Regions from separate parts of the Homo sapiens genome. Here region 2 is linked to region 1. A link is a loop called in an ENCODE intact Hi-C map of the cell type or tissue named here. Cell type or tissue: IMR-90. All regions are shown on one strand.

Evidence for each region. Peaks named below come from ENCODE experiments on the same cell type or tissue, not always from the same donor. Only the 100,000 strongest peaks of a DNase experiment are listed, where the experiment ranks them.
Region 2: it touches region 1 in a loop (30-fold over the local background); 14 of 110 quality-filtered maps call a loop at or near these places.

The regions. Positions count from the first base shown.
Region 1 is chr22:26,664,241-26,666,740 of GRCh38, reverse strand. It overlaps MIAT (myocardial infarction associated transcript), which reads right to left. Exons shown (of 5, transcript NR_033320.3): 3 at 1-1,210. Among named protein-coding and RNA genes, the nearest start is that of MIATNB, 7.4 kb to the left of the region's middle. RefSeq lists an enhancer at 1,108-1,608. In IMR-90, a CTCF peak has its summit at 1,069 (motif pointing right); DNase peaks (open chromatin) are centred at 630 and 1,120; H3K27ac peaks cover 138 bases.
Region 2 is chr22:26,363,568-26,366,067 of GRCh38, reverse strand. SEZ6L (seizure related 6 homolog like) reads right to left here. Exons shown (of 17, transcript NM_021115.5): 13 at 502-696. Among named protein-coding and RNA genes, the nearest start is that of ASPHD2, 64 kb to the left of the region's middle. In IMR-90, a CTCF peak has its summit at 1,436 (motif pointing left); a DNase peak (open chromatin) is centred at 1,417.

The DNA.
Region 1 (2,500 bases):
GGGCCCAGGCACCCCACCCTCCACCTCTCTTTATTCCACCCCAGAACATCCTTAAAAGGTGAGGGGAGAAGGGTTCCCAGGTTCCCTTCACTCACTCCCTGTTTCCCAACAACAGCAGAATGTGACCCAGGAGAAAGTAGGACAAACTCAGCAGCTTGGTGATAGCTGAATAGCAGCTGAACGGAGAGTCAGGAATCCAGAATTCTGATCCCAGCTCTGCTCCTGCCACACTGGGTGGCCCTGGAACCCTTCCTGCCTTGACATTCACTCAAGGTGCACGGTAATCACCCATTGTTTGAAGCAATGGATGGGAAATGGAAGGGACCCTTCTGCCCAGCCTCAGTTATTTTTCTGCTCCCCCTCCTTCTCCCCTGCCCTTTCCTGATGCCCCATGCACCAGAGGAAATTCGGGGAGCCAGAGGCTGGACTAGGACTCTTTTAAGACCACCCTGTGTCACCAGTCTGGAGAAGACCAGAGAATGACCACTAATCCTGACCTAGGACCATCTGCCAGGTTTTGTTTTTGGTAACAACTGTGCTGTCTTCATCAACTGGCAGACCTGAGTCAGGAGAGTCAGGGAGCTCTCTCAGCATATCTTCAGAGCTTGCTGTCAGCACCCGGGAGTGGGGGCACGAGTCCAGAACTGGAGATGAGCTCAGACACTTACACTGAGAAAAATGCATCTAAAGTCACAGTGTTAACTCTTCACTTAACTCTAAGGCCAAGGAGCCCTGTCCAAGGTTTATAAATATGATCACAAAGTGCTGAAACTGAGAAGAGAAGGGCTGGTTCACATCATCAGGGAGTCCCCAGCCTCCTTCTAATAGCAGTTCTACAAGTACACAAGATGAAGTCATTTAACTCAGCCTTCAAAAGTTCCAGACGGTAATGTTTGTGAAATACTAGCCCTAACGCCAAATGTGAAGTGTGAAAATCACCCTTTCTGGGACCCCACAAAATGGGGACAGGCTCTTTCTTTCTTCCATAGAGGTAGAAAAGAGAATGAGCTACATCACCCATTTCCCCTCCCACTTTGGCATTCTAGGATACTACACTTTCCTGCACAGACCAGAAGAGGGCAGGCTGGTAGGCTATGGGCTGGTAAGTTTAAATACTTATCTGCAAAGATGCTTCTCAGTGTGGTTGTGAACGTCCTGAAGAACCTGGAAATTCCCTTCTGTCTCCTCTGTCCCAGGAACTTGCTGCTCTCTGTAAATAGACCCTGGACTGCTCAGAGGAGCCTGGCTTGATCCACAGTGACCCTTTCCCCTCGTTCTGTGGACCTAGAGTCATGATATTAATAAGGTGATGGAGGTTTCAAGGGACCTTTAGCTGACACCGTCTTAGAGGGTACAAAGGAAGGTATGGGCTTTGGGGCTAGAGAAACCTGGAGGAAACTGTGGCTCTCTCACTCCTACGTACTCAATGTGTGACTCAAAGTTAATTGTTTTTCTTTCTTTCTTTCTTTCTTTCTTTCTTTCTTTCTTTCTTTTTTTCTGGAGACAGGATCTCACTCTGTCACCCAGGCTGGAGTGCAGTGGCATGATCTCGGCTCACTGCAACCTCTGCCTCCTGGGTTCAAGTGATTCCCCTGCCTAAGCCTCCTAAGTAGCTGAGATTACAGATGTGTGCCACCACGCCCGGCTAACTTATTTTTTTTTTAGTAGTAGAGACGGGGTTTCACCATGTTGGCCAGACTGGTCTTGAACTCCTAACCTCAGGCAGTCCGCTGGCCTCAGCCTTCCAAAGTGCTGGGATTACAGGCATGAGCCACCACACCTGTCCAAAGTTAATGATTTTCAAAGCTTAGCCAGTGCCTGGCACACAGTACATGTTCCAAAAATTATTTTCACCACTCAATGATTTAAACTTTAAGTAAATCTGTGTGTGATATTTATGTTCCAGAAATATAAGCCATATTTATCCTGTAGCATTATATGTATATACCACAGTTAGGCAGCACTGATCAAATTAAAATCCCCTATCTTGATGAATGGAAAAGCAAAGTCTGGCTTATCCACATAAGGGAATCTACTCATCAATAAAAAGGAACAAACTATTAGTACATACTACAACATGGATGAACCTTACAAACATCATGCTGAGGGAAAGAAGCTAGGCTCAACAGAACACATATTGTATGATCTCATTTATACAAAATATCCAGAAAAGGAAAATCTACCGAGATGAGAAATAGATTTGTGGTTCCTGGGGTTATGGATGGGATGTGGATGAACAGTAAATGGGTATGAGAGATCTTACTGGGGTAACCGAACTGTTCCAAAACTGATTTATGGTGAAGGTTGTACAACTTGGTACATTTATTAAAAATCATTGAATGGGTGAGTTATATGACTTTTAAACTATGCCTCAATAAAATTGGATAGAACAGGAATTGAACTACTGAGACATGCAACAGGAAGTATGAGCCTCAGCTGGGCGCAGTGGCTCACACCTATAGTCCCAGCACTTTGGGAGGCCGAGGCGACCACTCGAGGT
Region 2 (2,500 bases), 300 kb after region 1:
GAGCTACTGTGCCTGGTCAAAAGCTCCTTTAGTAAGTAAAAATAAAAATGCTAAGCCAGGAGAAGACATTGTGTCATAGTATAATTGGCAGCATGTTTTTTTCTTTTTTAGTGGTGCATAAAGTCATGGTGACATCTTAGATTTAATGAAGTACAGCAGCTCAGCTCTATTATTTTAAAATTTAATTTAATTTTTTTGAGATAGAGTCTCGTTCTGTCCGGGCTGGAGTGCAGTGGCATGATCAAGGCTCACTGCAACCTTGACCTCCTAGGCTCAGGTGATCCTCCCATCTCAGCCTCCCGAGTAGCTGGGACTACAGGTGTGTGCCGCCATGCCTGACTAATTTTTTTTTTTTTGGTAGAGATGGGGGTCTCACTATGTTGCCTCGGCTGGTCTCGAACTCCTAGTCCAATTTTTTAGAGCAAGTTCAGAACTCCTGTGAGCCAGGAGCCTGACATCTCCAGGCCCCGTGGACCCTGTGTGGTGAGTAGGTTTCTTTACCTTTACACACGGGCAGGGGCCCGTTCCAGTGGGATGGCTGTCCCAGGATGCAGCGGATGGTCACTTCACCCATGAGCTCAAAGCCTTCGTAGCACATGAAGGTGAGGGACTCTCCTGGCAGGTAGAGTCGCTTGTACAGGATTTGGTATCCATTTTCAGGCAGCCCTGGGTTGTCACATGCCAGGGACTCCTCCGCTGAAATGCAAGCCAGAAGGAGCTCTGATGAGATGATGCAAATCTTTGGGGAGTCCTGCTCAGAACCCGTGTGATCTAGCTTTGGTCAGCCTCTCCAGCATCCTCTCTCTGCATCCCCACCTTGCATCAGACTGTTTTCTATTTCTCAAACTGTTCTTTCTGTCTTCCACCTCTGGGCACAGATTACATACAGGCAAGGTAGAATGAAGTTGGCTGAGGAATCAAGGTTAAAATATGAGTTCTGTTACTTGTTAGCTGTGTGATCGCCAGCAAGTGGCATAACCTTTCTGATCCTTAGTTTCCTCATTAGCATAACGACGATCAAAGTAATATCTATCTCCTAGGAATTTGGAGGACTAAAATAGGTAAGTAAGGAAATGCTTAAGATGTTTTGTTTTTGGCATGTCATACGTACTTAGTAAATGATGGACGGTGGTGGTGTTTAATTATGAAATCTTCTTCTTGCTTTTCACCTGACACCTAACCTGCGCATCCATTATGACTACGTCTTGTCTTTCAATACTCAATCTTCATTTCTCCTTCTCCAGGAAGCCTTCCTTGATGCCTCCTACCGTGAATTGAGTCGTCAGTCTTCTTAGTTTCTCCAGCACTGCATGCACTGTACTGTACTGAATTAGTTATCTGTTTCCCTCATTGGAGATGAGCCTATCAGAGCAAGCCTGAAGCTCAGGGCCTGGGAGCCTGGCAACAAAAGGCCTCAACTATTACAAATAAGCCCATACTGCCATCTGGTGACTGCTCTCTTCAGCTGCAGACACAAAGTACCCGGTAGCCTAAGACACCCAGGCTGGAGTGCAGTGGTGCAGCACGGCTCACTGCAGCCTTAACCTCCCAGGGTCAAGCAATTCCCCTGCTTAAGCCTTCTGAGTAGCTGGGACTATAGGCGTGTCCCGCCACACTCGGCTTTTTTTTTTTTTTTTTTTTTAAAGTAGAGACAGGGTCTTGCCATGCATCCCAAGCTGGTCTCAAACTCCTGGGCTCAAGCAATTCTCCTGCCACAGCCTCCCAAGGTGTTAGGATCACAGTATTTACTGGAGAGTTGAACCTGCAGGTTTAACCCATTCCAGGCCGCATGTGAGATCTAGTCCTTTTTCAGCACCTGGATGGAATGGACAGCCAGCAAATTGCTTCACACACAGGACTACAAATCCTAAAACATTCTAAACTTTATTATTTAAAAAATTTTAAATTGTAGTAAAATCTACATAACATAAAACTAACCATCTTAACCATTTTAAGTGTACAGTCCAGTAGGTTAGTGTACTTTTACATTGTTGGGCAACTTATGTCCAGAACTCTTTTCATCTTGCAAATCTTAAACTCTATATGCGTTAAACAACTTACCCTAGCCCCTGGGATCCACCATTCTACTTTCTGTCTCTATGAAGTTCACAGCTCTAGTTATCGCATGTAAGTGGAATCAGATAGTATTTGCCTTCTGTGACTGGCTTCTTTCTCTTAGCATAATGTCCTCAAGGTTCATCTAGGTTGCAAGATGTGTCAAAAATTTTCTTCCTTTTCAAGGCTAATATTCCATCGTAGGCAGGTGTCACACTTTGTTTTTCGTTCATCCATCGATGGACACTTGTGTCGCTTCCCCTTTTGGCTACTCTGAACAATACTGCTATGAACATGGGTGTACATGTTAAGCTATGCCCAGATTTCTGACCCACAGAAACTGTCAGATAATAAACGTGTTGTTTGAAGCGTCTCATTTTGCACGATGAATCTCAAGCATGCCTTCAAGACCCAGATTGCTCCCCAAAGGCATGAATTCTGTCCT